Regions from separate parts of the Homo sapiens genome. Here regions 1, 2, 3, 5 and 6 are each linked to region 4. A link is a contact called in ENCODE Hi-C or POLR2A ChIA-PET data. All regions are on one chromosome and are shown on one strand. The core of a region is the stretch at or near the end of the contact, and the rest is flanking DNA. Distances in the headings are between cores, read along the strand shown.

Region 1 (3,878 bases), core at 763-3,262, 2.7 Mb before region 4:
AGGGAGGGAAAGTTTAAGATATTTTGAAGTGAGGAGGGAATATAAGGGTGTGACTGACAGCCCGTATTTTCTCAGAAAAGTAGGTGACCTAGTTGTCCCTCCCCAACAGAGAATTAACTATCACCTAGGTGAGGAGCCCCAAAAGCTAGACACTGGACTAACGTAAACATGAGTAGGTTTTTAAGTATTTATCTTATGGCAGATATTTTTTAAAATCTACAATAATCCTAACAGGTAGGTACTATTTTTCTTCCCATTTAAAAACCTTATGCTTCCCCTAAGAGGATATGACACTTGCCCACAGCTAACAAGCATACATTTAAACCCAGATCCAACTGCATGGTTTTTAAGTCTATTACATCTTACAGCAAGGGTATAGCAGAGGCCATGAACTGATGGGCTTGTAAGTATGTGTATCTCACCTCCAGTATTGATCTTTGTAAAAAAACAGATGAACAAAAAAATATGGTTTGTGCTTTCTGAACTTTATAATTAAGACTACATACATATGGGAGTAAAATACTGGCAAGAAAGGAAACCGTAGAGCAAATACTTTGCAAATAAGAAATTGCCATTCCTTTGATTCTTTTTGATTCATATGAACTCCTGTTACAGAGACAATTGTTGTGGATACATTCCCTTTGACCTACGAAAATTAGATTTGAACAAAGGTTCAGATTGGATTTAGATTAAGTCCTGCTCAGTGAAAATTATGAAAACACTCTGACACTACAGTAACTGATATGAAATAATAAATCCTCACTTAACATTGTCAATAGCTTCTTAGAAACTGGTTTTCAGTGAAACAACGTACAATGAAACCGATTTTTGTTATCATCAATATTATAACGAAATGAAAACAACACTGAATGAAAATTTTTTTGTGGACCTGCTGTAAGTTGTTTGGCTTAAAGCCATGATTTCTAAGAACCTATCGTTAAGTGAGGACCTACTGTACTCTATAACCATGCTGCTATTCTTTATTCCTGATATCCCATTACTTTTTTTATTTTTGAGATGGAGCCTCGCTCTGTCACCCAGACTGGAGTGCAGTGGAACGATCTCAGCTCACTGCAGCCTTGACCTCCCAGGTTCAAGCGATTCTCCTGCCTCAGCCTCCCAACTAGCTGGGACTACAGGCGTCTGCCACCACTCCTAGCTAATTTTTGTATTTTTAGTAGAGATGGGGTTTCACCATGTTGGCCAGGCTGCTCCTGACCTCAGGTGATCTGCCCATGTCTGCCTCCCAAAATGCTGGGATTACAGGCGTGAGCCCCCGGCCGACCTTTCTAATCTAAAAAAAAAAAAAGAGATGAAGTCTCACTGTGTTCCCTAGGCTGGTCTCCTGGGCTCAAGCGATCCTCCCACCTTGGCCTCCCGAAGTGTTGGGATTACAGGCCCGAGCCAGCGGGCCCAGCATGCGGACCATTTCCAGTCAAATACTGGGATAAACTGCAATAAATGACCCTAAGAAGCAGGTGAATTGTCTCAGGAGCTCAAGCTTCTTTTGGAGAAGGACTCAACCAGCTGTGACTGGCTGTGAATATGGAGGAAAAGGGCCACTAGTCAAGGTATGTAGATAGCTTTTAGAAGTCAGAAGAAGCACGCCTGCAGTCCCAGCTACTCAGGAGGCTGAGGCCGGAGGATCGCTTGAGCCTGGGGAGATAGAGGTTGCAGAGAGCCGAGACCACGCCACTGCAGCCCAGCCTGGACAGAGGTGAGACGCTCGCGGACCTTAGCTTGGGGTTGGCGGCGTTAGGAAGAAACCGACCTCGAGACCCTGAAGACCTGACAACAGCCGTTACTCTGGCTGACAAGTCATTGGATTTCTGGCGCACGCGCGGCGCGGCACGGGCAGCTTCCGGTTTCCAGCCTTGCCCCCGCCCCTACCTTCCGCCCCACCTCCAGGCTAGTTCCTCCTCTTGGCCCCGCCCCCTGACCTTCCTTCTCCCTATCCCTAGGCCCCGCCCCCTGACCCGCACCTTCCCGCCGCCCCTCCCCGGTTCCATTTCATTGTTGGATTGTGGCGCTTCACTCCTGCTGGCGGCCGGCAGGGGGCGGAGTTCGAGCCTGGATTTTTTTCCTCGGGGCCTCCCCCGGGAGGCCGTCCCGGCGTGGGGGAGGGGAGGACGGGGCGGGAGGACGCGGTTCGGTCGGCTGCAGCGCTACTTTTGGTCCGGGGTCGGCAGGGAGGCCGCGGCTACCGCATCACAGCTGACGTGAGGACTACGTGGGGCCGCTGCCGGCTCCGGGTTGCTGGGCGGCGGCGCCGCTGCTGAGCGGCGGTCGGGCTCGCCGTCTCCACCTCCTCGCGTCCGTAATCAGTGACGAGGTCCGCTACGTAAATCCCTTTGCGGCGGGTAAGTGGTGCGTCGGCTCCGGCCCCGAGACCCAGCAGCGGGCGACGCGGCGCAGGAGGTGGAGGTGGAGGCAGGAGGCGGAGCGGAGCCGGGTGCGGTGGAGCAGCAGAGGCCGAGCGGAGCCGTGGGCGGCGGGCCGGGACCCCGGGGCCGGGCCAAGGACTGGCGGGGCAGCCGCGAGTTCACCTGACGCGGCCCCTCGCTCGGCGCCCCCGAGGCCGCCGGCTCGCCGCCCCACGCCCGCTTCGTGCGCTCAGCTGCCCCGGGACCCGCCTGCCTCCTCGCGAACTTGGGACGAGTTGGAAAATCCTCCCTGAGAGAGCCGTGCGGCTCAGGGGAGCGGTTTAACTCGGAAAAGGAAAAGGAATCCAGAAGTAAGGACCTCGGATTTGAGTGCCCCCAGCGCCTCTGCCCCACTTTACGAGCGCAGTTTAGACGAAAGCGGACGCAGCCCGTTTTCCCCCAAAACCTGGGCCGGAGGGCCTCGCAGCTGAGTCATTCGGTCCCGGGCGCGGGCAGTCTCCGGAGTGGGAAGGGCAGAGCCGCGACCGCTCTCGGAAGGCGCATTTTCCCTTCTGCCTGAGTCTTGCCTTTTTAGGGCCATCTGGTAAGGTTTCCAGAGCCTGTTGAATCTGGGGAATAAACACATTATTAAACATACTTTTTTTTTTTGAGACGGAGTCTTGCTGTTACCCAGGCTGGAATGCAGGGGCATGATCTCGGCTCACTGCAGCCTCTGCCTCCTGGGTTCAAGCGATTCTCTTGCCTCAGCCTCCCGAGTAGCTGGGATTACAGGCATGCGCCACCACGCCTGCTAATTTTTGTATTTTTAGTAGAGATGGGGTTTTACCATGTTGGTCAGGCTGGTCTCGAACTCCTGACCTTCCACCCACCTCGGCCTCCCAAAGTGCTGGGATTACAGGCGTGAGCCGCCGCGCCTGGCCTCAGCATGTTTCTTGATCCTGTTGCGTTTTATTTGTATATCAGATACCTGAGTTTGAAATCACTTAGGGGTTTCCTGCATGCTGCTCAGTGAAGCAGCGGTGAGTTTGTAATCACATTTTAAGAAATTGGGACTTACAGGGCCAGTCTCAAAGTGTCACTGAAATTGAAAGAGCTCCTTTAACACTGTGGCTTACGTACGTGACTCAGTTTCCTTTCTACTTAATTTGCCGGGCAGATGAGGGTGTACCTTTCCCTTGAAACAAAGATCTAGATTGAACAGTGAGAGGTCCGCTGTGAACATTGCATCAGATTACATGAATAAACCACGCTGTTTTTTATTTGTTGTTTTTTTGTTTTTTGCTTTGAGCGCCACGTTTTTTTCCTAGTCTTTTTTTTTTTTTTTTTGAGACGGGGTCTCGCTCTGTCGCCCAGGCTGGAGTGCAGTGGTCCGCTCTCAGCTCACTGCAAGCTCCGCCTCCTGGGTTCACGCCATTCTCCTGCCTCAGCCTCCTGAGTAGCTGGGACTACAGGCGCCCGCCACCACGCCTGGCTAATTTTTTGTATTTTTAGTAG
Region 2 (3,663 bases), core at 293-2,792, 2.3 Mb before region 4:
AGCAAGCTGTCAGTGTCCCTGTAAAAGATGTGCTGCTGCAGTTTGGAAATTCAAGTTTTGGAAATTATTTTTATTTTCTAAATCTTTAGAAAAAAATTCATTTTTTGAAAATACAACAGCTCTAAAATCTATTTTCCCAAAGCTTAACCAGAAACTCAAGCTTGGAGAAGGTTGTTCTGTTTTCCAGGGAACCCTGGGAAAATACCGCCTTGTTCAAAAGCAGCTTCCTCTTGACTTTGCTCGTAGTGTCTGCCTCCATCTGGAACCATGGTGTCTGTATATCATTTTGGGCAGGATTATCAGGCTGTTCTCTTAGACTTTTCTTCTTACTATTGGGAGAATACGCTTTGCAGTGACGCCTGTTGACCACCAGACGGCGGTGTGTCCATGGCAGCTCCCAGGTTCACTTGGGATTTGCTCCTTTGACGTTTGACAGTTCTGGCCTTAGCAGGGCCTCTGACGCTTTCGTTTTGTTGAAGTCTTACCTGGATTCCAGTATTTCACAGGATGATCTCTTATTAAATCTCATTTAAATGAAGCATAAATAAAAGTTGTTTTAAGTAAAAATTATCCCAAATCAAAGTAAATTATTATTTATTTATTTATTTTTGGGACAGAGTTTCGCTCTCGTTGCCCAGGCTGGAGTGCAGTGGGGCAATCTCGGCTCACTGCAACTTCCGCCTCCTGGGTTCAAGTGATTCTCCTGCCTCACCCTCCTGAGTAGCTGGGATATTAGAGGTGCCCACCACCATGCCTGACTAATTTTTTTTTTTTTTTTTTGAGACAGAGTTTCGCTCTTGTAGTCCAGGCTGGAGTGCAATGGCGCAATCTTGGCTCGCTTCAACCTCCACCTCCCGGGTTCAAGTGATTCCCCTGCCTCAGCCTCCTGAGTAGCTTGAATTATAGGCATGTGCCACCATGCCCGGCTAATTTTCTTTGTATTTTTAGTAGAGACGAGGTTTCACCCTGTTGGCCAGGCTGGTCTCAAACTCCTAAACTCAGGTGATCCACCCGCCTCAGCCTCCCAAAGTGCTGAGATTACAGGTGTGAGTGACCACACCCAGCCTAAATTCTTAAAACTATGAAATTTAGTACAGTAAATACATTTGGAGCTTGTTATCACTCTTTTCACGAGGCTGTGTGGAAACAAGCAGTGACGCTCTTCATCTGATGAAGAGACCGGAATGGGCCTTCCTCGGGCCTCCTTCCTTGCCGCCTGCCCACAGGTCCCAGTGCTCCTTTCCCCAGCAGCTTCATGTCTCCCCAGAGCCACTGGCCTTGCTCAGCCCCAGCCTCCCCACCCGCCTCCTTACTGTTCTTGTCCTTTGTCACAGCAACTTGAGCTGGTGTGGAGCCCTCCTCAGTCCTTCATAGCTGAGTGCTATGAGTCACCGGGAACAGCCATAGGGGTCTCGGGACATCACTCAGGACAGGATGGTGCCTGCATGTGAGGCTCAGACCCAGACCCTCAGCGTTCAGCAGAGTTGGCAGGACATGACTTAGAATGCCGAGGCTGGGATCAGGGTCAGGAGGGTGAGGCCCTGCACTAGGGCCCTGGCTTCACTCACAGGAAATGGTGACTGTGTGTTTTGGCTGCCTGCAGCAGGTTGGAGGGGACCCACTCTGCCTGAAACACCCCCTCCTCAGCCCTGGTTCCTCTCCGCCAGAGCTCCATGCTTCCCTCACCTCAGTTCAGCTCTCACTGCTGTGGGAAGCCTTCTGAGATCATGTGCTGGGGGCCAGGCATGCAAAAGCAGATGTTGCACTTCCTGACTATGAGGAGAACAGCCCAAGAGGCTGAGTTCAGCAGCCACATGCTGCATAGTGTGGGCAAGGACAGGAGGTTTCCTGGAGGGTGTGCAGTGGGTGGGCACCCTGTGGGTGGGCACCCCTGGGGGCTTCCTGGGGAGAACGTGCTGAATCTGAGTGCATGACCCAGGACCAGTGCTCCACAGATAGTTCCCTCACTGAGAAGGTTCCCCCCACCCAGAGGAACTATCTAGAAATAAACCTAATTTGAAAGATAGCTGACATGAGAAGTTCTTAAAGTAGAAGTTTTTGAATTTCTCCCAGCATTCCATCAACATGTAGATGGGTTGGCAGGGTGGATCTTAGCACCTCCTCTCCCAACCTACCTTTTTAGTTGAGTGGTTCTCAGAGTGTGGGCCCGGGGCAAGAGCCTCAGCCTCACCATCATCTGGGAGTTCCTTAGAAATGCACATTCTCAGGCCCCACTGCAGACCTACTGATCCCCACAGTGTGAAGGTGGAGCCCCCTGTCTGTTCTAACAAGCCCACCAGGTGATGGGGTGCGTGCTCAAGTGTGGAAACTACTGCTTCCATTCTTCCCGGCTTGTGAGTTCTCTTTTTAAGAGACTGAGGCAGAGACTGGACACCCTCCCCCCATAATCCCTGCCTTTTGCCTAAGAAAGCCCCTACACAGTTCCTCCCTTCTTTTCTCCCTGGAGGTAGGGAGGGGCCACCGAGGAAGCCAATGTCCTCTAGGTCTGCAGAGGCTGAGTGTTTTCCTCTGGGCCCCTGCGGAAGGGCCCTCACTGGACTCCACGTGGCAGCTCTTGGCTGCTGCATCCACCCTTTGTTAGCAGCCTGTCCTCACGGAGACCTGCAGCCAGAGCCTGCTGTGTGTGTGTTAGATCTCAGTGAAGTGATTCGCCCTGAAACGCTTCCTGGTGATGATCCCAGTTAACCAGTCCTCATCCTTCTGGGCACCAGATCAAGTGGATTTGGCTTTTAATCCCAATATGGTGGTCTAACCAGACATTTACTTAGATCACTGGTCTTCCTGGAGGATGCAGTTTTCTGGAGTCTGGTCTCCAGCAACTTGCCTTGGCAGGCCACGTGGCCTGGTGTGGCAGCTAAGCATAGGCTATTTTTGTCTTTGCTTTGCAGGAACGAGCTAGAGCGACAGTTTCTTGAATTGCTGCAGTTCAACATCAATGTTCCTTCCAGTGTCTATGCCAAGTATTATTTTGATCTTCGTTCTCTGGCAGAAGCGAACAACCTGAGCTTTCCCTTGGAGCCCCTGAGCAGGGAGAGGGCTCACAAGCTTGAGGTAAGATGGTTTAAAACAGCGTTTTGTGGTGCAGTGTTGCCAATACATCATCTGAGTACCAGAGATGCATGTGGTCACATTGATCATTTCCCCCACTACATGATGTAAAATAAAGATGAGCTACTAGGATATATAGCTGGGCAGTTGATTATGATTTGTTCTGCTTCTTTTTTCTTTGAGACGGAGTCTCGCTCTGTCACCCAGCCTGGAGTACAGTGGTGCGATCTTGGCCCATTGCAGTCTCTGCCTCCCGAGTTAAAGCAATTCTGCTTCAGCCTCTCAAGTAGCTGGGATTACAGGTGCCTGCCACCACACCCGGTTGATTTTTTGTATTTTTAGTAGAGATGGGGTTTCACAATGTTGGCCAGGCTGGTCTCAAACTCCTGACCTCAGGTGATCTGCCTGCCTTGGCCTCCCAAAGTGCTGGGATTACAGACGTGAGCCGCTGTGCCTGGCCAGCCACTTCATATTTTTAATAACCAGTTTAATATCACTTTATACTTAATAAGCAAAGGTTTTTTGTTTTTTTGGGTTTTTTTGAGATGGAGTCTTGCTGTGTTACCCAGGCTGGAGTGCAGTGGCACGATCTCA
Region 3 (3,520 bases), core at 339-2,838, 2.6 Mb before region 4:
GCACCTTAGGAGGCTGGGGCAGGAGGATTGCCTGAAGCTAAGAATTAAAGACCAGCCTGGACAACATGGTGGGACTCTGTCTCCACAAAAAAAAAAAAAAAAAAATTAAGCAAATTAGCCAAGCATGGTGGTGCACACCTGTAGTCCCAGCTACGATACATACATGATTCATTGATCATGTTGTCTGTATCCTTAAGTTGTCCCATCTTCAGGGCCATGTGATGCGGAGTTTCCAGAAAGCAACATGGGAGTCAGCATGTTCATTCACTCCTTCAAGTCAATAAGTGAGGCTGCATTTGTAAGAAGTCCAGGAGGAGACAGGGCAGCTTTGGGACCTAGGGCTGTGGCAACCCTGACGTTACCATCCTGGGCTTGCTTTCTTCCAGGTGTGTATGTAGCTCCACAGATGCTACAGCCACGTAGTCATGGCAGTCAAGAATAACAGCTACCGTGTACAGAGTGCTCACCCTGCGCCAAGGGGCTTCCACATTTAATTCTCCTAGCAGCCCAACAAGTGTTGATGCTGTTACCATTATCCTCATTTTGCAGATGAGGAAGCAAGCTTGGAGAGAAGTTCAGTAGCTTGCCAAAGGTCACATGGCTCAGGACCAAGTGCAGAACCAGGACAGCAAGCCTCTGTCCTGGCGGTTCTCACCCAGTCTGGACCCAAAGGCAGGAAAGTGTTAAGAAACACTTGCTGGCAATGACTCAAGCAGGTGGTGGCTGCAGAGAGAGAGAGCTCTGTGGCTCTGAGTGGCTATGTGTGGGAACACCCAGACCTTCCTGTTCAAATGCACAAAAGCACATTTTCGCTCCTCTCTGGTTTTTCAAATCCCTGATGCTGATCAGGAAAAAATGACTCTACAGTTTAAGGACTAAGGACTAGCTAGCTATTGGAACATCAAAGTCACAGTTATGCTCATTGAAATAGAATCTTACAGCTAAAAGAGGTCTCACCGGTGTAATTTTTTAATTTTTATTTATTTATTTTTTGAGACAAAGTCTCATGCTCGGTCACCCAGGCTGAAGTGCAGTGGTACGATCTTGGCTTACTGCAACCTCCGCCTCCCAGGCTCAAGCGATTCTCCCACCTCAGCCTCCCAAGGAGCTGGAACTACAGGCACGCGCCACTACGCTTGGCTAATTTTTGTGTTTTTTTGTAGAGACGGGGTTTTGCCATGTTGTCCAGGCTGATCTTGAATTCCTAGGCTCAAGTAATCCACCTGCCTTGGCCTCCCAAAGTGCTGGGGTTACAGGCATGAGCCACTGAGACTGACCAACAGGTGTAATTTACTCCTTTCATTTTATAGACAAGAAAACCAAATTTCAGATTGATTTACTTAAATATTGCCAGCTATTGACAATAGACTAGAAATACTCAGATCTCTGAACTAGTGTGATAATCTTTATATTACTGTGATGCCTCTATTTTTCTATAAACTGGATTTTCAACCAGCTTTTGTGCAGCATAGCTTTCTGAGGAAGGATTTGTCCCTGTGGTTTGAATGGACGGAAGCTGGAAGGAAAACCCCGTCACTTACTATGCAAAAGTCCAGCTGGTCTCTGTGACAGCTGGAGGACACAGGAACTCTGCCAGATCTATCTCAGCCACCTCACTTTATGAAGGATGCTTGACCTGTGGTTCAGTCATTTTCTAGGACAAAAGGCTGTTAACAAGATGTACAAGAGCTCTTGCTTTCAACGTTTGTGGAGCTCTCAGAAGCGCTGACTTACAGCAGACCAGCGTGAGGCTTAACTTAGGAATGAACCCTACCTTTTAAAACACAGTTTACTATTGATACCCTTTTTTTTTTTTTTTTTTTTTTTTTTTTTTTTTTTTTGAGACAGAGTCTTGCTCTGTCGCCCAGGCTGGAGTGCAGTAGTGCAATCTCGGCTCACTGCAACCTCCGCCTCTCGAGTTCAAGTGATCCTCCTGCCTCAGCCTCATGAGTAGCTGGGACTACAGGCACATGCCACCACACTGAGCTAATTTTCGTATTTTTAGTAGAGACAGGGTTTCGCCATATTGCCCAGGCTGGTCTCGAACTCCTGACCTCAGGGGATCCACCCGCCTTGGCCTCCCAAAGTGCTGGGATTACAGACATAAGCCACTAAGCCCAGCCACTACTGATAGACTTTTGAGGAGGTGAGAAGCCCAAATAAGGAGGCTTTGGATGAAAGTGGGCTGCCCGGGAGAGGATAGCATGAGTGTGCCTGTTTGTGTCTTCTGTTTTGTGTTCCATACCTCTGGAATTTTCATTCAGTAGGTCTGGGAATTTGTATTTTTAACCAGTTCCTTGCATGTTTGTTTGTTTGTTTTTGAGACAGGGTCTTGCTCTGTTGCCCCTGCTGGAGTGCAGTGGCACAATCACAGATCACCTCAGCCTCCACCTCCTGAGCTGAAGCGATCCTCCTGCCTCAGCCCCCGGAATAGCTGGGACCACAGGCATGTGCCACCACCACGCCAGGCTCAAGTTCCTGGCATGTTTCTGAAGCACTCTAGTGTTGGAGAACACTGAACTCTATGATCTGGGGTTGGGCCTAGCCTAATTTTCCTTTAAGTCATGGATGCTCTTACCCAGCATTTATCCAGCACACAGACTGTTTAATGTCACAGCCACAGCGCCACCTAGTGTATGTGTGACTTCCAAACGGCGTATTTTCTTAGAAACATTAGTCTGTGAACATTTCAAAACTCAACGGGTGGTATTTCTTTTCTGCCATGGACTCTCCAAGTGTATGCCAAGCCCTATGGGGGCAAGGGATTAAGGGCAGTTTTCTCTGATCTAGTTTGGTGAATTATATTCACAGTAACTCTGGGGAGTCTTGGGTTAACTGTGGGGGAGGGGCAATAATTTGACAAGGTTTGGGAATCCTTAAACTATAGAGTTTTCTCTAAGAGTACACAGTTAATTGCAAATAGATTGAATTATTTGACATAAGAACTTTAGACATTACTTCCAGGCCACATAGTTTTAGCAAGTAAGTGACTTTAAAATGAATCCATCTTTTCTCAGCAAAATTACCGGTTTTGCTTTAACTGCATATGAGGGGTTATTTTAGGTGGTTAGAACATAGTGGAAAATGAGGCCAGGCGCGGTGGCTCACACCTATAATCCCAGCACTTTGGGAGGCCGAGCCAGGTGGATCACTTGAGGTTAGGAGTTCGAGACCAGCCTGGCCAACATGGCAAAACCCCATCTCTACTAAAAATACAAAAATTAGCTGGATGTGGTGGTACGCGCTTGTAGTTCCAGCTACTGGGGAAGCTGAAGCAGGATAATCGCTTGCAGTGAGCTGAGATCACGCCACTGCACTCCAGCCTGGGTGACAGAGTGAGGCTCTGTCTCAAAAAAAAAAAAAAAAACCTAGTGGAAAAGAGTTTCAAAGCGTTTTGCGTGTCACTCAGACATGGCTGTGGGTGGCATTTTAGTTCTTATCGTAACCTGTGATCACAGTGTTGGCCTCATGGGAATTGGATGAGCATAATCATATCACTAGAAGTTCTTGGAAAATAAGT
Region 4 (3,562 bases), core at 485-2,984:
CTGTTTTGAGGACATGCAGTCCCTCCATTCCTCCACATCGTCAAGGTTTTATTCCTGGATCAAACAGGACCATCAAACCTCAGCGTTTGTTCTCCTGAAAAGCATATGCACTGAGTTCTGCTCTGTAACTGTGTTCTTTGTTTCTACAAAGAAATACTTATAGACAATTTACTGCATTTATTTCAGAATTGTTACTAGAACAATTAGAGATAATATTACAATAACTTGGATAATTCTGCAAAATTAAAAATCCTGCATCTAATTTGCCAACTGCACTATTTTGGATTTGCTACTTCAGTTTTATTTCCCTTAATGTCAATTTTTGCCTATTTCTATTTTTCCATTTTCAAAACATAAACCCTTATAAACTTCAGAAATCCATTTTTAAACAAACTGGGAATAAAGAAACAAGAATCTCACCTGGGATTTGTTCATTTTCCGCTCTTAGTGGAGGAAGGAGAGCTGAAGGATTAGAAAGGAAGAATGTCAGGAGAGCCTTCGCCGGCCTTGCAGTTCGGAGATTCACCTGCCTATACAGGTCCACACACAAGATACTTACGTGTCCATGTGTGGCTCCGATATATGCTGAGCTCAGACATGACACTTTTCACTGAGTGAATGTAAATATTTCTTATTGATTTATTACCAATTTAGGTTCTGTGACACAGAAAAATTAAAAACATGAAAAGATGAGTTTAACAAGTTAACAGTAATCTGAAGGAAAAAACACTATGGGTTTGTCAAAATTCCTTGTAGGGAAAAAAAAAAACTGAGGCCATATTGTTTATCTGTTTACCTGTTAACACCATTAATGCCCTGAGGTTAGATAATGCAAAAGACCTCTAAAAAAAGGGATAGGATGTTAAATGCAAGTTTAAAAATGTTTGTTCTAACTTGCTAACAATTCCTCAAAAGGATCTTTTAATGAGAAACTGTGATATAGAGTAACAAAATGGGCAGCAGTGGCTCGGGAAACTGCAGACTTGACTTCTAATCTCAGTTCTGCCTCTAAGGAATGACAAGATCTGAACTACTCACCTCCTCAAACTCAATTTTGTTTTTCCATCTTTCAAATAAGGTCAAAACAGATAACCCAAGTATGACCTGACTGCACTACCATCCGGCGGGGATATCAGGCCAAGAGAGGAGGAAGCTCAGCAGCTCATCTGGATGTGCCCGGTGTTCGCGGAGGGGTGATAACAGCATTTCTTTCGCTGTGGCCGTGAGCCTTTCACCCGTCCCTGCCCTCAGACTCTCCAGAGGTGACGTTCCTGTTAGCCTGCGCGCCCACCCCTCAGCTCCAGCTCACCTCTCTCTTCTTAAATTTGTCCCAGACCTTGCACCAGCACACAGACTCCGACGGCTTCAGGATACTGTGCCATGATTACACATAATACATAAGCGAACGCGAAACGTGTAAATAATTACTTGGGATAGGAGGGCGGTCAGAGCCAGCAGGGGCCCTGGTGGTCAGCTAGGCCAGCCCCTTCGCTCCTGCACTCCACGGGCAGAGAGGCCCTTGGGGCCGGTGCAGGAGCCGTCTCCCTCGGGCTCTCCCAGGGAACGCACACCCAATAAATACAGCACCTAAACAATGAAAGTGCTCAAAACAACCCCAGGCGGCAAGTATTCCTAATATCCGTAATTTACAGAGAGGAAAACCGAGTCTCCCGTGGATAATTGTGTCTAATTCATTTGTCGCGGACCTGGCGCAGTCGCTCTCCCCCGCAGCCCCGCCTCCTCCCCGCGGGCTCAGGGCACAAAAAGCGCACACGCACACATCAAACGCCATGCGCACGCGCACAACAAACGTCACACGCTACGCACGCGCGTGCTGTCCCCTCCCCGCAGCCAGTTCCCTCCCCTTCGGGCCAGTGCGCATTGCCTACCCCGTGCTACAGGACTTCGCTGAGCGCCAGGCGCAGGGACTGGACGCATACGGACCCCCGGGAGCCCCGGAACTCGCGTTCCCACGCCAGACCTCATCCCCTTCTGACAGAGACGCCCTCGTCCCACCGTCGCCGCAGGCGCCAGGGGTCCCTCCCCACCGCCGAGGTCTAGCCGCCGCCCGCCCGCCTTCAGGGCAGCGCGGGGACCCCCTGGCCCTCGCCCAGTGCTCCGGGGCTCACCCGCCGCTCCTCGCCGCCTCCGGAGGCGAGGGATTGTTTCCCACAAGGGACTGGAGTCCAGGGAAGGACTCGCCTGGAGCGGGAGGCGGGGATGCACATGCGCAGAGGGAGAGGCCGAGCGCCCGAGTTAGGCTGGTGGATGCGATGCGGGGCTTGGAAGCGGCGCTAGACGGTGCCTGTCAGCTCTGGCCGCAACCCTCAGTTGTAAAATGAGGCTGATAGTGCCTACCTAGCAGGGGTTTTATGAGAATTGGAGGCGCTTACGTTGTAAAAGCATTTAAACCGGTGTCTGACACATAAATTGTTCAGTATATTTCTCACAATTATATATCATGCTGGTCATCATAAGGCTCTCCTGCAAAACAGCCTTGTATAGTGGGTTGAGAGATTACTGTCTCAGTTACCCACTCCTGCTTGGAACCAGGATTCTGTCAGTGTCCCCAGAGGTTGTGGATCAAATCAATGTGCCTGTTAGACACAAGCCAAGAGAAGGAAAGGTGTGCTTGAATTCATTCACGATCATGCATGGTAACGTTTAACTGAAAGACTGGAAGAGAAAACTAAAATCTGTGACCAGTATGGTTATTCTCTGGAATAAGGAAAAACAGAAGCTAGCAATTCAAGACCCAAACATAAAATTGTTTATATGTTTAAAAAAAAAAAAGCCGTTTGAGTAACAAATTTGAAGAAGAAAGCACGCACTCATTTCCCAAAACCAACCATACTTTACCCAGAACTACACTACACGTACATTCTTTTACGTGCACATCTGGCATTTTCAGCACACTATGAGCATGTGCGTGTGTTACAACTTTTCATTTAAAAAATCAACTCCTGGGTCATTGTCCACTTTTTTAAACTTTTCATTTGCTCATAATTTCAGATTTACAGAAGAGTTGCAAAATAGTTCCTATATGCCTTTCACCCAGATTCCACTAGTGTTAGTATTTTACATGACCATGGTATATTTATCAAAACTAAGAAAATAACATAGGTACAAGTACTATTAACTGAACTGCAGAGTTTATTCAGACTTAAGCAGTTCTTCCACTAATGCCCTTTTTCTGTTCCAGCAACCAATCAAGGATATTGTCACCGGGGGTCCTTGCTCCCAGAGCTCCCAAGATGGTGGTGGGCTGCTTCCGAGATGGGGGCAAGCCTCATGTTCTCTGACCTGGGGTTCTTGGCCTCATGGATTACAAGGAATGGAATTTTGGGCTATGTGGTGAGTGTTATAGCTCAATTAGAAGCCGTGGGTCACGGAAGAGAACTGTGGAACCCAGTGACTAGTGTTCAGCTCGATTAGGACCAACCTGGGACTTAGCTGTGCAGGAACAATGGCAAGCCTTTAGCCCAACTTGGGAGCAGCAATGGGCACCTCGCTGGATCAGGAGCACAGCGGACACCCTGCCAGATCCGGAGGGATGGAAGTC
Region 5 (3,647 bases), core at 69-2,568, 2.5 Mb before region 4:
CATTGTGGGCGTCGGGAGGGAATGCGAACCAACATTTACTCTACTTCTCTCCCAGCCAGGCATGTTCACATACCTTGATCTTAGTCAACTGGCCTAAGTTAACTTGTTCCCAACATGACAAAACCCGATGGCATTCTAAAAGCAAAGCAAAGCAAAGCAAGGGCAGTCGATGAGTTGTGTTAACTTAGTTTTCTATCTCATGTTAACCTCCAAGGAACTCAAAACAACTCCACAGCGAATTCAATATTAAAATAGCTCTGGGACCCCAAGATTTATTTCACAGCTTAAAGCAAGGTCACTATCAAGTCCTCGGCAAAGCTCAAAATACAATAGAAAACTCCCAAATCAAGCCCCAGCTTATTTAAATGCTTAGAAAAAAAAAATAGCCAGGTGCCGTGGCTCATGCCCGTAATCCCATGGGAGGAGTCCAGACGGGAGGATTCCTTGAAGACAGGAGTTCGATACCAGCCCGGGTTACGAAGCGAGATCCCATCTCTACAAAAAGTTAACACACACACACACACACATTCACCACCTTAGCCTGGCTTAGTGGCGGGCGCCCGTGTTACAAAGGGAGATCCCATCTCTACAAAAAGTTAACACACATACACACCCTACCTTAGCCTGGCGTAGTGGCGGGAGCCTGTAGTCCTCGCTACTTTGGAGACACACACACACACACACACCCGTAGTCCTCGCTACTTTGGAGACACACACACACACACACACACACACACCTTAGCCAGGCGTGGTGGCGCGCGCCTGTAGTACCGGCTACTTTGGAGGCTGAGGCGGGAGAATCGCTTCAGCCTAGGAGTTCGAGGCTGCAGTGAGCCGAGATTGCGCCACTGCCCTCCAGCCTGGGCGACAGAGCGAAATCATACCTCTAAAAAAATAAATTAGAAAAATAAAAAGACAAAAAGAGCCAGCCCGGTTTCGGAGAGGCAGGTGCAGCCTCAGCGCCCTGGGCCTGCGTCCCCGACCGGGCCCTGGCTGCGCTCCCGCCCGCTGCGGGCCCCGGGGACGCACCTCGCATCCCGCGCTGGGCCCCGTTCCGTCCAGCCCGGGGGAGTGGAGGAGGCAGAGGCCGGGTGGGGAAGGGCCTCCAGAAACCGAGCTCCCGACGACGTCTCCCGCGACCCCAGTGCCCGAGAGAGGAGCGGCCCCCGGGAGCGATCCCACAACCGCGCGGGGCTGCGCCGCCCCGAACCTCCCCGCGGCCGCCGATCTGCTTCCAGGGCAGAGGGAAGGGGCGGTGACGGGGCGGGGCGGGGGCTGCGGCGAGGGCGGGCGCCGCTGGCGAGGGAGGGCCGCCAGCATCCTCCCTGGCCGCGCCGCACCGCGCCGCGAGGAGTCCGGGGGCTGCGCCCACGCCCGCTGCCCGCCCGCTCGTCGGCTAGTCCCGCCGTCCGGCGCGGACACGCGTGCCCCCGGCTTGAACCGGAACCTCTTGCCGAGGCGGCCGCCGTCGCCGCAGCCGCCGGGGAAGCGGACACCAACTGGGGAAGCGCGGGGGGGAGGCGGCCTGCGCGGCGCCGCCCGCCATGGCCGCGGCGGGGTGAGGTAGGCGCGGCGGCCGCAGTCGCGCGGACCCGAGCGCTCCTCCGCCGCGGATAGGCCGGCCGAGGGGGAGCCGGGGCCGTCGCCCGCTCGTCGCCGCCGCCGCCGCCGCCGCCCATGGCGAGGCCCCGCCGCCGCCGCCGCTGCTGACCCGGCGGCCGGCCGCCGTTCCGCCCCCTCCCGTGGCGGCGAGCGGGCGGGCCTCCCCACACGCCCCCGCCGCCCGCGCCCCGCGTCCACCCGCGCCCCGCTCCCGGGGACTGGGAGAACAGGATAGCAGCAGGAGTCGGGGGGCCGCCGAAGATGGGGAACACTACCTCGTGCTGCGTGTCGTCCAGTCCCAAGCTCCGGAGGAATGCCCACTCCCGGCTGGAGTCCTACCGGCCAGACACGGACCTGAGCCGCGAGGACACGGGCTGCAACCTGCAGCACATCAGCGACCGGGAGAACATAGACGGTGAGTGCGGCCCGCCGAGCCCCCTACCCGCCCCCGCGGCAACAGTCGCACAGCCAACGTCGGGGCGGCCCGGCTGCTCTTGCTTGCCCAGCCGGTCTCGGCGACCCGTGCATAACCGGGGCTTCGCCCGCGCAGCCTAGGCGCCCGGGGCCCCGCAGCCTCTGGGCGTACCCCTCGCTGGTTACCCCCAAGTGAGCGGCCGCGGAAACTTTGCAGGCCCGCGGCATCGAGCACGGCGGGCCTAGGGCGGGTGTGTGCGCGTGGGTCGCGAGGTGACAGGAGCCGGCCCTCGTCCTTAATGGAGCGGCCAGAGCTGGGTGGGGGCGGCCCGGGAGCTCGGGGTTCCCGGCACTACCTGAATGCAGCCCGAAGCCAAGTTGTGCACGCGTTTGTCCTATAAAAGCGAAGTGAGTGGATTCCCATTTTGGAATCCCGGTGTCTCCAACCTCGAGTTGGAGAACCATGTTGAGTCAGTTCCCCGGAACCTTACAAATGGACTCCACTTCCCCCGTTCCCATTCTACCGTTTTTTTTAAAAAATGATTTTTTTGAGTGGCGGTTCCAGGATTAGTCAAATAGCTTCTCCCGAGAATGCTCTTTAAAAGATTGTCAGACACCTTTGGGTTAAGTCTCAGTTTTTGCATGGGCCCGAATTGCAGTCCTATGAATTTCTGATTTATTCAGGTGACTTTTGGTTGGTCTGGAGTTTGCAAAAAGAAAAAAAGCTAAGACTAATTACTGCACGCAGTAATGTTTTATTTATTTTATTGGTTTGGCAACATATTTATTAGCACTGTTGCTCAGTGATAACGACAGAGGGATATTTATGCATCATGCTTAAAATATAGTTTATAGAATTTTCAACTGAAAAGATTTGAAATTGGAAGTATCTTTTTATGACAAGGTGATTTTTTTAACCCAAACATCTTCTCATAGTTAATCTGGTTGAACTAATATGAAGAAATTTTTGTGTGAATGAATGAACACAACTTCATAATTCGTTCCTGTCCACTTTAGGATGGAAGATTCTCTCCACTGTGGAAAGGCCACATTTAAACTTTGCTAAAGGAAAGATTTTTCTCGTTTGTCTTCGTGTAATTTCTTCTAAATGGTAGTTTAATCTTTTTAGGAGAGCATCTTTATTAAATGAGTGCCATGTATAAAGGGAGTAACACAACGTCTGGTTTCTAGTACGCGCTTAGTAAATTATGGTTCCATATGACGTGTCTAGTGTTGTTATTTTAGATTTCCATTATTTTAAACATACGCTTAGATGTCTTTGAACTACAGCCATACTTTCTTCTTAAATTTATGCATTTAAAGGCATCTAGAAGGATGAAGGCCAGATCGGTCTTGATCACTTTCACAGCCTCTAGCACCTGAAAGAAAAGTCTAGCATATAATAAACAGTAAGTATTGTACTTTAAAGGGAGGAATAAATGAATGAGTTTATTACAGAAAGCCATTACCCAGTCCTATACTATGTTGACAGGCGAAAACATTTGGAAATAATGTCTTCTTTATGATGTGCAGTAAATTTCCTTTTTATGTTGTGCAGTATCTAGCGGAGGCTTTGTTTTGAATGATGGATCAAAAAAGAAAAAAAAGAAGATTTACATTTCTTAGAGCCA
Region 6 (3,829 bases), core at 98-2,597, 2.7 Mb before region 4:
ACTTTTTTCTCCGTATATGGAGCCACTCCCAAGGGTTTGTTGTTTCCTCACTGGTGTATGGGGCAGCCTTAATTAGACAGTGGGTTTGCTTTTGCACCTGGATCTGGCCAGTCTTCTGTCTGATTCATCTTTTTCTGAATCCCAGCGCCATACATGTTTGTTATCTCATAAAACAAGTTCCCCTTGTCTTTTTTCTCAGTTTGATACAGAGTTAGTTTTTTGTGCACGATTATTCTTTCATATGCATTTGGAATAAGTTTGAGTTTCTAAATAGTAGTAGTAATAATAATAATAATAAAACCAATGATGAGACTGCATTAATTTTTTTTTTCTTGAGATGGAGTCTCGCTCTGTTGCCCTGCCTGGAGTGCAGTGGCACGATGGCTCACTGCAAGCTCCACCTCCCGGGTTCACGCCATTCTTCTGCCTCAGCCTCCCAAGTAGCTGGGACTACAGGCGCCTGCCACCATGTCCGACTAATTTTTTTGTATTTTTAGTAGATACAGGGTTTCACCATGTTCGCCAGGATGGTCTCGATCTCCTGACCTCATGATCCGCCCACCTCAGCCTCCCGAAGTGCTGGGATTACAGGCATGAGCCACCATGCCCAGCCAAGACTGCATTTAATTTAGGGAGAGCTGAAGTCTTCATAATGTTAAGTTGACCTATCCCAAACCATAGAAAGTCTTGTTTATTCAGATCTCATTTTACTTCTTTTAACAGTTGAACATTTTTCTTTTTATTTATTTATTTATTTATTATACTTTAAGTTTTAGGGAACAGTTGAACATTTTTCTTCACGGAGATCTTGCATATTCTTTCTTTAGTTGGTTCCTAAGTACTTTATGGGTTTTGTTGCCATTACAATGGTACCTTATTTTGTATTGTATTTTCTAATTGTTGCTGGTGTAGAGAAATACGGATTATTTTAAGTCGATCTTTTATCTATTAACTTTGCTGAACTCTAATTACTTCTAATAATTTACTGATTCTTTGTGATTCGGTCTGTGATCCTATGTGAATGTTTATACAAATAGTGATGTTTTGTTTCCTCCCTTCCAATCTTTATTCCTGTTTTCTTTTTCTCTTTTTTTCTTTTCCTTAAATAATCATGGCCAGGAGCTCCAGTTTAAACACAGCAAGGCCAGTGGGCATTCTTGTCTTCCTGAACTTAGTGGCAGTGTTCCCTGCCCTCCTTCTCCCTTCATCTCACTGAAGGGCCCTGTCAGCTTCTTTGTGGATTCTCAGTGCCTGTCTTGGCTGATGCCTCAGCAGTATTTAACACTGTCGACTTCTGCTTCCTCCACTTCCTGAGACTGTGTCCTCCTTGCTCTTCTCTCTCTGCTGCTTCTCTGTCAGTCCTGTTGCTGGGCTAAGCTTCCCCTGCCCCTGTCCTGAGTGTTTCAGTGATCCTCAGGCTCACTCCCCCACCCTCTTCCTGCTGAGCTCCCTCCCTGAAGGACTCCCTCCCACGCTGGCTTCAGTTCACTGTGACTATGTCCTGACTCCAGCTGGTTCCTTAGATGGCCACACATACCTCTGACTCCTAAAATCCACTCTTCCTATCTTCAGTGATTGACCACTACTATCCTTGATGCCAGAAACCTAGGTGTTGTCCAGTATTCTTCCCAGTCTCCATTCAAAGTCACTGTGTAGATTCTTCTGCCTGGCTGAGCCATGAATGCTTCTGCCACTCCACAGCCCTCTGTCCTGGCCCTGGCCCTGGCCTGGGTGCTATCCCTCTGACCCAGGCTACCCCTGTGGGCTACAGTCTCCGGCAGCCACCGGAAGCTGGCTATTGTGGAACAGCTTTCTGATCCTCCTAATCATGCCAGAGGCAGCAGCTCCCTTCTTGGCTCAGTTTTTTGGGAATTGTTCCTGAAAGTTCAGCTAAACTCTTCATTCCTCACAGTGATTCTGGGAGCCACTGATAGTTCTTAAAAACAGCAGTTTCTTGCCCCCAACATCTCCATTACTGCATTGCACTTGTTTTGTTTTGTTTCGTTTTGTTTTGTTTTGAGACAGAGTCTCACTCTCTTGGCCAGGCTGGAACACAGTGATGTGATCTTAGCTCACTGCAACCTCTGTCTCCTGGGCTCAAGCATTTCTCCTGCCTCAGCTTCCCGAGTAGCTGGGATTACAGGCATGTACCACCATGCCCAGCTAATTTTTGTATTTTTAGTAGAGACGGGGTTACACCATGTTGGCCAGGCTGGTCTTGAACTCCTGAGTTTAGGTAATCCGTCCATCTCGGCATCCTAAAGTGCTACGATTATAGGCATGAGCCACCACACCTGGTGTCTGGGGTCTTTTTAATAAGGGCACTAATCCTGTTCACAAGGGTGTCACCCTCATGACCTCATCACCTCTCAGAGGTTCCACCTCCAAATACTATTGCATTGGAGGTGAGGATTTCAACAGAGGAAATTGGGTGGGGATACAAACATTCAGTCTATAGCATCCACTCAAAAGCATCCATCAATGTCTGTGACCTGTTAGACAAAGCTCCAAATCTTTCATGTGGCCCAAATCTTTGCTTGATCCAAGCCTTGCATTCTTTAATAGCTGCCTACCTCTCCACTTCTCCCTCTTTTGTAATACAGCTCTTTCTTTCATTTCCTGGGATAGGCCATGCCCTCTCTCCCTCCAGGGCCTTCTTCACACATACCGATTGCCTGATAAGAATACGTTCCCCGAGGAAGCCTTGCCCATCCTCCACATCTGGCTTAGGCAACCTTCTGTGAGTTCCTACTGTACTTCCTTAGGCACATATCATGTTGTGTTGTGGCTCTCTGTCTTGCTAGATGGTAAGTTCTATTTGGACAAATACCTAGCACAGACCCTGGCATGTGATAAATGTTCAGTAAGCATTTACCAAATGAAAGTGAACTGTTCTTCCTCTGAAAATGTGATTTGTTCTGTGTGCTGATTGACTTGAGATTAACTGGTCCAGGGAATACATTAAAACTACTAAGAGCAGTAATCAACTAAGCAACCCATTTCCCTTCTTTCTTTCCTTCCTTGCCTTTTTTTTCACACCAATATTTATTGAGCATCTATGTGCCAATTTAAAGAAATGCTGACATAAAAATCAATTTCTTATTGATTTTCTGAAATTTGAAATAAAATTTACTAATAGCATTCTTGGACCCAAACCCTCAGGTGTGACTGGGACAGCAAAGAGTCCCTGCTGGAGCCCCAGATTGAGGTTGATGTCTAGGTGACCATCCAGGGTTCCTTACTCAGCCAAGATATCTTCAGCTGAATTGAAACCCTAACCCCATTGTCAGGTATCCTGGAGAATTACTAGAAACATGGACACTCCCTGAAACTTTACCTCCTGAGCATCTGAGGTGTAAAGTCCTTACCTTTACTGGAAGATGATTAAATTAAATACAGCTAAAATGTGGTGGGATGTCCTTTCATTGACATAAGGTTGGGTTGAATTCTAATCATACAAGGGAAAGGGCTTTGGGTGCGGTGGCTCACACCTGTAATCCCAGCACTTTGGGAGGCTGAGGTGGGTGGATCACCTGAGATCAGGAGTTCGAGACCAGCCTGGCCAACATGGTGAAACCCCGTCTCTACTAAAAATACAAAAATTAGCCAGGCATGGTGGGCACCTGTAATCCCAGCTACTTGGGAAGCTGAGGCAGGAGAATCATTTGAACCCAGGAGGCGGAGGTTGCAGTGAGCCAAGATTGCACCTTTGTACTCCAGCCTGGGGGAGAATAGCGAGACTTCATCTCAAAAAAAAAAAAAAAAAAAAAAAAAAAGACAAAAGGTCTCAGTGGCATGTCACTTATTTTTTTGCAGTGGAAATGCCAAT

The links. Hi-C counts contacts between places; a loop is a spot of excess contacts on that map. ChIA-PET counts read pairs that join two places held with the same protein, here RNA polymerase II (POLR2A). Pooled maps may share reads with other maps.
Region 1: a map of B cell shows a loop between it and region 4 (17-fold over the local background). The contact joins the promoter of CREM here to the promoter of ZNF248 in region 4. A Hi-C loop is called at or near these places in 4 of 168 maps with a recorded cell type or tissue (B cell, CD8-positive, alpha-beta T cell, HCT116 and 1 more), 3 of 37 single-sample maps with no recorded cell type and 16 of 50 pooled maps. POLR2A ChIA-PET finds 5 or more read pairs at or near these places in 1 of 52 experiments (naive thymus-derived CD4-positive, alpha-beta T cell).
Region 2: a map with no recorded cell type shows a loop between it and region 4 (4-fold over the local background). The contact joins the enhancer-like site here to the promoter of ZNF248 in region 4. A Hi-C loop is called at or near these places in 1 of 168 maps with a recorded cell type or tissue (endothelial cell of umbilical vein), 1 of 37 single-sample maps with no recorded cell type and 3 of 50 pooled maps.
Region 3: a pooled map shows a loop between it and region 4 (4-fold over the local background). The contact joins the enhancer-like site here to the promoter of ZNF248 in region 4. A Hi-C loop is called at or near these places in 2 of 37 single-sample maps with no recorded cell type and 5 of 50 pooled maps.
Region 5: a loop to region 4 is called in a map of CD8-positive, alpha-beta T cell, with 6 times the contacts of the local background. The contact joins the promoter of CCNY here to the promoter of ZNF248 in region 4. A Hi-C loop is called at or near these places in 5 of 168 maps with a recorded cell type or tissue (B cell, CD4-positive, alpha-beta T cell, CD4-positive, alpha-beta memory T cell and 2 more), 3 of 37 single-sample maps with no recorded cell type and 10 of 50 pooled maps.
Region 6: a map of ascending aorta shows a loop between it and region 4 (6-fold over the local background). The contact joins the enhancer-like site here to the promoter of ZNF248 in region 4. A Hi-C loop is called at or near these places in 3 of 168 maps with a recorded cell type or tissue (CD8-positive, alpha-beta T cell, ascending aorta and naive thymus-derived CD4-positive, alpha-beta T cell), 1 of 37 single-sample maps with no recorded cell type and 12 of 50 pooled maps.

The regions. Positions count from the first base shown.
Region 1 is chr10:35,124,834-35,128,711 of GRCh38, forward strand. It overlaps CREM (cAMP responsive element modulator), which reads left to right and starts at 2,013. Exons shown (of 8, transcript NM_183011.2): 1 at 2,013-2,360. It also overlaps a transcript of CUL2 not described here. RefSeq lists silencers at 1,901-2,420, 2,481-2,620 and an enhancer at 2,981-3,050.
Region 2 is chr10:35,563,114-35,566,776 of GRCh38, forward strand. It overlaps CCNY (cyclin Y), which reads left to right. Exons shown (of 10, transcript NM_145012.6): 9 at 2,910-3,072. Among named protein-coding and RNA genes, the nearest start is that of GJD4, 40 kb to the right of the region's middle. RefSeq lists enhancers at 1,309-1,418, 1,479-1,588, 1,859-1,938. Within about 2 kb of position 1,543, at least 10 of the 41 ENCODE cell types and tissues checked have a DNase peak (open chromatin) inside an H3K27ac peak, as active enhancers do.
Region 3 is chr10:35,216,026-35,219,545 of GRCh38, forward strand. No RefSeq gene overlaps it. Among named protein-coding and RNA genes, the nearest start is that of LINC02634, 27 kb to the right of the region's middle. RefSeq lists a silencer at 2,670-2,719. Within about 2 kb of position 1,589, at least 13 of the 41 ENCODE cell types and tissues checked have a DNase peak (open chromatin) inside an H3K27ac peak, as active enhancers do.
Region 4 is chr10:37,855,876-37,859,437 of GRCh38, forward strand. ZNF248 (zinc finger protein 248) reads right to left here and starts at 1,735. Exons shown (of 6, transcript NM_021045.3): 1 at 1,310-1,735; 2 at 560-657; 3 at 421-462. The coding sequence starts at 435. ZNF248-AS1 (ZNF248 antisense RNA 1) reads left to right here and starts at 1,874. Exons shown (of 2, transcript NR_186559.1): 1 at 1,874-2,626; 2 at 3,203-3,562. RefSeq lists an enhancer at 1,228-1,287 and silencers at 1,605-1,981, 1,678-2,227.
Region 5 is chr10:35,335,191-35,338,837 of GRCh38, forward strand. It overlaps CCNY (cyclin Y), which reads left to right and starts at 1,319. Exons shown (of 10, transcript NM_145012.6): 1 at 1,319-2,017. The coding sequence starts at 1,864. It overlaps CCNY-AS1 (CCNY antisense RNA 1), which reads right to left and starts at 1,234. Exons shown (of 4, transcript NR_186477.1): 1 at 1,030-1,234; 2 at 738-886. RefSeq lists a silencer at 945-1,684.
Region 6 is chr10:35,190,349-35,194,177 of GRCh38, forward strand. All of the region lies in intron 6 of CREM (cAMP responsive element modulator), which reads left to right. Among named protein-coding and RNA genes, the nearest start is that of LINC02634, 52 kb to the right of the region's middle. Within about 2 kb of position 1,348, at least 11 of the 41 ENCODE cell types and tissues checked have a DNase peak (open chromatin) inside an H3K27ac peak, as active enhancers do; they include ascending aorta, where a contact is called at or near this core.